2 separate regions of the Homo sapiens genome follow, and region 1 is linked to region 2. A link is an interaction called in ENCODE POLR2A ChIA-PET data of the cell type or tissue named here. Cell type or tissue: Caco-2. All regions are shown on one strand. Each heading gives the region's core, and the rest is flanking DNA. Links, peaks and the distances in the headings are about the cores only. Region 1 holds the start of SNORD118 (small nucleolar RNA, C/D box 118). Region 2 has its middle 17 kb from the start of ALOX15B.

Region 1 (4,390 bases), core at 203-4,202, 120 kb before region 2:
GATCTTCAACGATGTGCTAAATCCTGCTGTTTACTAGGCACTTAAAATCCCAAAATGAGAGTAAAATACAGTTTTTGGCCAGGCATGTTGGCTCACGTCTGTAATCCCAGCACTGTGGGAGGCGCAGGCAGGAGGCAACATAGTGAGAACCCAAGTCTACAAAAATAATAGGAATAATAAAAACCCCACCGTTTCTTTTTACAATGAGGAGGAGGTAGATACAAATCTGTAATTCAGTGTGATAAGCACTGTGCTATAGAAGTGTGTGAAGATAGAAAGCACAGGCAGGGCGCGATGGCTCACGCATGTAATCCCAGCACTTTGGGAGGCCGAGGCAGGTGGACCACCTGAGGTCAGGAGTTCGAGACCGGCCTGACCAACATGGTGAAACCCCCGTCTCTACTAAAAATACAAAAATTAGTCGGGCGTGGCGGCGCACTCCTGTAATCCCAGCTACTCAGGAGACTGAGGAAGGAGAATTGCTTGAACCCGGGAGGCAGAGGTTGCAGTGAGCTGAGATCGTGCCACTGCACTCCAGCCAGGGCAACAGAGCAAGACTCTGTCAAAAAACAAACAAAAGATATAAAGCACAATGGGAACTCAGAAGAGGCAACGGAAGCGAGCACTGGGAACTCAGAAGAGGCAAAGGAGATGAGGCACATGGGTCAGAGAATTGTGGACCAGGAGGACCAGGACACTGGAGGCTGATTCCAGCGCATATTAAGTCGCTGTCAGCACTCCTTTGTGGCATAGCAGAAGGAGAGCCTACTCTTACCTCTCATCTGAAGGATCCAGGCTGGCCCACAGATAAGGGGTAGGGTAGCCTGAGGTCCGATCTGTGCAGTCACTTCTGGTCTCTCCTCACATGACTGTCCTAAAATTCAGAAGTCAGAGCTGCTGACTCTAGCCCTTGAAACATGGTGAGGGAGCAAGGGATGAACCTGAATGCAGATGCCAGCCCCACCACTGGCCTTTTCTGACCCATCACTGTCTGTCGATCCAAAGACTTTCCTTAATCTCGTGCCTTCCCAAGCCATTGGGGCTCACTGTAGTGCATCCGTGGCCCTGTCCTTCTTCATATTCGAGCGTTGGGAGTGCACTACGTATTGGTACATTTTTGTCTTCTGCAGGTGTGGTAGCATCCAATATTTGGGGATGAGGGAGGAAGGTTGGCCCTAAACCTGAAGGTTTTTCCCCTACCCAGCCCTTTCCTCCATGTGTGAGATACCAGATCCACTCAACATCCTGTAGGCTTTTAAAGTTTCATCCCCTACCCCCCATGCCACCTGCCCTACACTTTCAGAGGTGGGGTCTCTGGTTTGGAGATTTGGGTATTTATACTGAAAGGGTTTCTGAATCTACCACTTGCCTTGGTAGTGCCCTTCCAGCTGTCACTGAAATGGCTTTATTCGTCACCGTCTTTGGGCTGAAAAAGAAACCCTTCTGATTACCTTCATGACGGGAACCTAAGGACGAAGCCTACAGGGGCAAGGGCCGCTTCGTATTCCTGGAAGAAGGAAGGCATAGGCTTCGGTTTTCCCCTCGGAAACTGCTTCTGCTGGAGGATATGTGTTGGAATAATTACGTCTTGAGTCTGGGATTATCCGCATTGTATTTAGTGCTTTGTAATAAAATATGTTTTGTAGTAACATTAAGACTTATATACAGTTTTAGGGGACAATTGAGATGGCTGAACTACTGAATAAAAAAAAAACAACGCTGTTTTCTAGTCCTGCAGACCGTAAGATACTTGGTATCGCTTCTATTTTGGTTACTACGGTAGGTGCCTGGCGGAAGGGAGTGGGCGGAGATATGTAAATAGAAAGTGCGTACAGTTAGAACGTCCGGCACGTAACTGATCGGAGCATTCTGGGAAGAAGTAATTTATTCCTTTTCGGCAGCCGAATGAAAAAAAAATTTAAAAAAATGTGCGAGCTAATATGGCAAAACAACTGGAAGGACGCTAAATAATAGGATTGCTCATACCAGCGCGTTATGAACTCACCCTAGCTTGTAACGGAATCTTTTTCACTGAGTGCAGAATGTCGGCTGTTTGTCTGTATCGTCAGGTGGGATAATCCTTACCTGTTCCTCCTCCGGAGGGCAGATTAGAACATGATGATTGGAGATGCATGAAACGTGATTAACGTCTCTGCGTAATCAGGACTTGCAACACCCTGATTGCTCCTGTCTGATTCTTTCTGACGATCACTTACATTTGTGTTATGCTGATTAGCAGATATCCACAAACATAGCTATGAAGTTCTGACTGGGATAACCTTGCTGTTTGTCTATTTTGCAGTCTTGCTATTGCTGTTTGTCTATTTTGCAGTCTTGCTAAATTTGTTTGTTCTTGAAAATTGTGATTTGGTTTTTGTTGCTTTCTGGAATTTAGGCAGTGAAATAATACAAATGGGCTCTTTGTTTTTTGTCGTTTGATAACTTTAATCCTCACTTCTCAGGAAACATTGCACATCAGTAAATATCTGCAGTCTTGTGCACATGGTGGTTGCCCTCAGGATGGTATTCAATAGGAACTGTATTTCTTTTTCCTTGAGGTAGGGTCTTGGTCTGTCGCCAAGGCAGGAGTGCACGGCGCAGATGTATATACATGGATACATTTGTTTTTGGAGAGTTGGTTGTTAAAAATCTACCAGTACACCCCCAAGAAACTCATCATCACCAATGACTTCTTCCCAAATCCAGAGTCACTTTTCAGACTTGAGATTGACCTCTCTTCAGCATATGGTATGTTGACCACCCCCCTCTTTTGGTTTTTTTTTTTTTTTTTTTTGAGACAGTCTCACTCTGTTGCCCAGGCTAGAGTGCAGTGTGCAGTGGTGGGATCATGGCTCACTGCAGCCTCAAACTCCCAGGCTCAGATGATCCTCCTGCATCAGCCTCCCAAGTAGCTGGGACTACAGGTGAGCACCACCACACCTGGTTGTTTTAAAATTTTTCTATAGAGACAGGGTCTCACTGTGTTGCCCAAGCTGGTCCCAAACTCCTGGGCTCAAGCCGTCCTCCCCACTAGGCCTCTAGGCCTCCTAAAGTGCTAGGATACAGGCATGAGCCACCGCGTTTCTCCCACTCCCCTCTTTTGCACTTTTTTCTCCCTTAGTTTTGAAACAGTGGTTCACCTGGTTTGCCTACTATTATACTGTTCTGGTTGTTCCTTCTTACATTAATTCAATAAATACTTATTGAGTACCTGCAGTGTGTCAGTTACTGGGGACATAATACTGGGTTGTCTCTTCTGCTTGCCCCGTAAGTGCTGGTGATCACTGCTCTTCGGGTGACTTCATCCATCTCTTGTTTTCTTTTCTTTTCTTTTTTTTTTTTTTTTTTGAGACGGAGTCTCGCTCTGTTGCCCAGGCTGGAGTGCAGTGGCGCGATCTCGGCTCACTGCAAGCTCCGCCTCCCGGGTTCACGGCATTCTCCTGCCTCAGCCTCCCGAGTAGCTGGGACTACAGGCGCCTGCTACCACGCCCGGCTAATTTTTTGTATTTTTAGTAGAGACGGGGTTTCACCGTGTTAGCCAGGATGGTCTCGATCTCCTGACCTCGTGATCCACCCGCCTCGGCCTCCCAAAGTGCTGGGATTACAGGCGTGAGCCACCGCGCCCGGCCCATCTCTTGTTTTCAAACATCAACTAGATGCTGCTGGTTTCCAGATCTCAGCTCACGTATGTGAGCCCTAGCCCAGGGCCAGGACTACAGGAACAAGCTCTGTAGCCAGACTGCCTGCCGGGGTCCCAGTGTGGTTTTTTCTCTTTTTGGCCGTGTGATGGGCAGGAGGTCACTTTCCCTCTTTCTGCCTCAGTTCCCTCATCCACACTCACACTTTTTTTTTTTTTTTTTGAGATGGAGTCTTGCTCTGTCGCCCAGGCTAGGGTGCAGTGGCGCGATCTGCAACCTCCGCCTCCCTGGTTCAAGCGATTCTCCTGCCTCAGCCTCCCGAGTAGCTGGGATTACAGGCGCCGGCCACTGCTGTCTGTCAGGGGAGAAGGGTAGCAGAGTGTCAGGCCTGTGGTAACTGCTCAGTGTCTTTTCCCTGAGTTGACTGGGTCTTGGGATTCTCCCATCATAGTAGACATCTGTTTTTGCCAGTTCAGTATCCATCCTTTCTTTCTGGTAATAGCACCACCATTTTCTCTTCTTTTTCTTTCTTTCTTTCTTTCTTTTTTTTTTTTTTTGAGAGGGAGTCTCGCTCTGTCGCCCAGGCTGGAGTGCGATGGCGCAATCTCGGCTCACTGCAACCTCGGCCTCTCGGGTTCAAGCGATTCTCCTGCCTCAGCCTCTTGAGTAGCTGGGATCACAGGCGCGCGCCACCACGCCCGGCTAATTTTTGTATTTTTAGTAGAGACGAGGTTTCACCATGTTGTTCAGGC
Region 2 (4,390 bases), core at 88-4,087:
TTTAGTAGAGACGGGGTTTCTCCATGTTGGTCAGGCTGGTCTCCAACTCCCGACCTCAGGTGATCCGCCCACCTCGGCCTCCCAAAGTGCTGGGATTACAGGCATGAGCCACCGCACCCGGCCTTCCTGGCACTTTCATCAGTGAGAGCCTTCTGTGCTGCGTCTTGAAGGCGAGCAATGAAATCAGGATATGGTTCCTTTGAGCCTTGTCTAATAGAATTAAAAGACTGATAAGTAGTTCCCAGATCCTGAATTTTCTCCCATGCCCTCAAACAGCAATTGCGAATTTGTTCAATGGCATCATCTCGAAGTCCTGATGGTTGTTTACAGTTCCCCATTGACCCCCTATTCCTAGAAGTTGTTCAAATGTAATGGCAATAGCAGGATTAGCAGCACGGTTTTTTCGATCTTGATTTTGAGCCTCGTCGGTCCACCAAGTCTTAAACTGAAGAAATTGGGAGGGCGAAAGTGTAACTTTCGTTAAAATCTCCCAATCACACGGAGTCAATAGCTTATTCTGAGCCACAGATTGCAATAGCGATCGGATGAAAGGCGAATTGGGACCATACTGACCAACAGCTGCTTTAAGATCTTTGAGCAGCTTAAAAGAAAATGGTTCCCATACCGCTTGATGGGCTCCACCTTGCTGTCGTGGGGGTTGCAAAACTACTGCAAACTGCCAGGCATCAAGATCTCCGGCTAATCTAGCCTGCCGAATAGTAAACTGTAATGGCGATTCATTAACATTAGATGGCAGTGCAGCCTTATGTTGTACTGGTGCTACACCATGCGCTCGTGGTTCCTGAGGCCACAATTCATTCATTCGTGAAACAGGGCAAATTTGAGATTCAGACCTCCAAGGCTCCAAGCTACATTGCTTTATTGGAGGCGGCCACTCCGGATGATCCCAATGAGGAGCCGACTGCTCCTCAAGGCCCTTCTTTGTTTTAAACATCTTGGCATATATGGCTTCTCTATTTTAGGAGCAGCTGAAGGTCCCACGTGCTCCTCAAAAGAAATTAACTCATCTCCAGGTTTGTCTGTATTTTCCTCAAAATCTTCTTCACTATCCTCTCCTCCTTCAGCAGCATCACCACCTTCCTCTGCAGAAATTCTTTCTGCTGGAGGATAAGCCTCATTTTCCGATTGAAACGGTTCCGAGGCTGCTTTAACTATAGCCCAGTTTGACCAGGCTGTTAGGGGGATAAATTTTCCTTCCTTACAAACTTGTTTTAAGGCAATTCCCACCTGTTCCCAATCTTTGAAGTCCATGGTACCATGTTCAGGAAACCAAGGACGATATTGCTCTACTGTTGGAAACAGAGTAATCAAATTTTCTGTGCTAGCCTTAATTCCTGCCCTCTTTAAGAGGAGCTTAATAAAATGTAAATATGCAGAATGTTTACTTTTGGATTGTCCCATGGTGTCCCTGGAATGCTCCGAGTGCACAAGCTTACCGCAAGGCCGACCACACGTTCTCGGGAGTTCCTGGACAGACCGTTCTTCACAACGACCACGCTCAGGTGTAACTTCACCTGGGTTCAAGGAGACCGTGTTGGGTGCCAAAGATGTAGGGGAACCTGCCTGATACACCACCCGCAGGCTCTCCCCTTCCCGGTGGAGACGAGGGAATGAGAAAAGAAATAAAGACAAAGACACAAAGTTTAAGAGTTAACAAAAGTGGGTCCAAGGATCCATCGCAACGTGGAGATTGCAAAGGCCAGGAGCTCTGGGTTCCACTGATATTTATTGAGTACAGTTCCTTTGATCCTATAGGCTGAGGGTGGGCTGATGGTGAGGTGATCATTGGGTGAGCATAGGGAGAGGTGGCGGAGCCTGCTGTGTCGGTCATTAGCCAGTTAATACTATTTACTGTTCCACTACGTAAGCTAATACTCTATGTTTAACTTACAGATAATCATCAGAGTCCAACTAAGCGGCTAATAGAACAGAACAGGACGTGAAAGCAAACAGCCCTTCAAACCCACAGGCCTGTACATCAAAGGAGTGGTCAACGCCTGAGCACCGTCAGCAGAGCAGCTGCTTTGCCTCTGGGAACATGCGGGAGATAGGAGGCTTCCTCCTTAACCCTACTGCAGAGGACTTCTCCTCTTTTACCAGCAGCCTCCTGCAGTACCCTCCCGGGTAATGGAGCAGGGGTCGCTTCCCTTCCCATGAGACCTTTGTTCAGGCACTCAAGTGGAAGGTTGAGCAATAAGCCAACTTTCTTGCTCAGAGGCTCCGCAGACTTCCTGTGGTTGTTTGTTCCACTCTGTGGTCAGTCAAGCAAGCTCACCGCCTGATTCTCTTATTGTTGTACTAAGCACAAGCTATTATACTTATGATTCATAATCATATTAGTAAAGCACTATTCTAAAGCATATACTATTAATCTTTAAATGGGCACAGTGTAGGCTGGTCCTCAACCACCTGGGCCCACATCCAAGCCCCCTATTTCAACCCACACATCCCTCTCCATTTCTGCCACTTTTGTCTCTGTCCCAGGCTTCAGCACCTTCTTAGGTCAGTGGGGGATGCGGGTGGGGACAGAAGAGTCTGTTTCTCATTCCCTGGGGTAGTGAGCAAAGGCACCCCTGGGATGTCCAACATGGATGGGGGTGCGGTGAGGGGAAGGCGGGCACAAAGATAAAGAGGAGGCTGGAAGAGGACCTGGCAGAGAGAAGAAGGGATTGGGGTTCTAGGCACTGTTCTGGGGTGGCACAAGCAGCTCTCCCTCCACCCTGGGAGGGATTTCAAACAAATTAAAAACATGGTTCATACAAATTAGAATGTTCACAAGTCAAATATTTTATTCGACTCAGCCAGATGGTCATGCTGGTTTCAAGAACAATTGAGGAGCCGGGCACTTACAGGCAATTTAATAAAGGAATGTTAGGACACGATTGTTGGGTTAGATATGAAACTAGTCAACATTCTACAGAGCAATGAACTATAATCTCCAGTTTATTTGCTTTTAAAAAAAGGAACAAATCATTTACATGAACTTCACATAAATCGAGGCCTTTATTAATAACACACAGAAAAGTCAAACAGTGGTATGCCGTGCTAGAAAATAAAGCATCCCTCCCAGCACTTTGGGAGGCCGAGGTGGGAGGATCACTTGAGGTCAGGAGTTCGAGATCAGCCTGGTCAATATGGCGAAACCCCGTCTCCACTAAAAATACAAAAATTAGCCGGGTGTGGTGGTGGGTGCCTGTAATCCCAGCTATTTGGAAGGCTGAGGCAGGAGAATCTCTTGAACCCGGGACGCGGAGGTTGCAGTGAGCTGAGATGGCACCATTGCACTCCAGTCTGGGTGACACAGTGAGACTCTGTCTCAAAAACCAGAAACCACCCCCCCAAAAAAAAGAAAGAAGGAAAACCAAAAATTAAAGAAAAGAAAACATCTTTAAAAGGACAGGCAGTTGTCCTCTTGATTCTATTCATCAGTTTTGGATAATTTTTCTTAACAAGGCTGTTCCCTGTGAGTACCTCAAGCAATCAAATAGATCTCCTTTTCAGGGTTTCACCTCTCTCTCTTTCTCTCTCTCTCTCTCTCTTAGTTTAAGGCTCCCACTTCTTTACTCCTCAATGTGGCCCTGCTGTACAATCCCACTCTCCTTCTCAAGCAACAGCTAGGTGTGCATCCTTCTTTCCAGATCTTTCCTTGCCATTTCTATTGATTTACATACTTCACTTAAAAAAAAAACACACAAGGGGGCCCAGCGCGGTGGCTCACGCCTGTAGTCCCAGCACTTTGGGAGGCCGAGGCGGGCGGATCATGAGGTCAGGAGATCGAGACCATCCTGGCTAACACGGTGAAACCCTGTCTCTACTCAAAATAAAAAAGATTAGCCAGGCATGGTGGCGGGCGCCTGTAGTCCAAGCTACTAGGGAGGCTGAGGCAGGAGAATGGCATGAACCCGGGAGGCGGAGGTTGCAGTGAGTTGAGATCATGCCACATGGTGGCATGTCTCGCTGGGTGACAGAGCAAGACTCCGTCTCAAAAAACAAAAAACAAAAGGGATCATGTGCTTCTCATGGTGTGACTTGTTTTCTACCTATATTATATAACACTTCATCATTAATGCATTCAAGTGCCAACTTGACTGCATTGAGGAATACCGAGAGAACTGGTAAAGCATTATTTCTGGTTGTGTCTGTGAGGGTGTTTCCAGGGGAGATTGCTGTGAGTCAGTGGGCTGAGTGGGAAACATCCACCCTCAATGTGGCAGGCATCATCCAATCATTGTGGGTCCTGGTGGAACGAAAAAAGGGAGAAAAGGATTTCCTCCCTTTCTCTCTGTCCTGGAGCTGGGACACTCTCCTCCTCCTGCTCTTGGTGATCAGAACCCTGGCTCTCTGGCTTTGGGACTCCAGGACCCATACC

Evidence for each region. ChIA-PET counts read pairs that join two places held together with the same protein. Peaks named below come from ENCODE experiments on the same cell type or tissue, not always from the same donor. Only the 100,000 strongest peaks of a DNase experiment are listed, where the experiment ranks them.
Region 1: POLR2A ChIA-PET joins it to region 2 with 7 read pairs; 13 of 35 experiments call an interaction of 5 or more read pairs at or near these places.

The regions. Positions count from the first base shown.
Region 1 is chr17:8,171,260-8,175,649 of GRCh38, reverse strand. TMEM107 (transmembrane protein 107) reads left to right here. Exons shown (of 5, transcript NM_183065.4): 4 at 1,034-1,130; 5 at 1,378-3,193. The coding sequence ends at 1,447. It overlaps SNORD118 (small nucleolar RNA, C/D box 118), which reads left to right and starts at 2,062; the gene lies at 2,062-2,198. It overlaps LOC105371520 (a long non-coding RNA gene), which reads right to left and starts at 1,540. Exons shown (of 4, transcript NR_188261.1): 1 at 1,452-1,540; 2 at 776-874. RefSeq lists enhancers at 1,866-2,045, 2,526-2,615. In Caco-2, for the core only: no CTCF peak of the experiment used is centred there; DNase peaks (open chromatin) are centred at 1,809 and 2,129; H3K4me3 peaks cover 1,091 bases.
Region 2 is chr17:8,054,216-8,058,605 of GRCh38, reverse strand. No RefSeq gene overlaps it. Among named protein-coding and RNA genes, the nearest start is that of ALOX15B, 17 kb to the right of the region's middle. RefSeq lists enhancers at 859-928, 412-929. In Caco-2, for the core only: a CTCF peak has its summit at 764 (motif pointing right); DNase peaks (open chromatin) are centred at 745 and 2,045; H3K4me3 peaks cover 1,639 bases.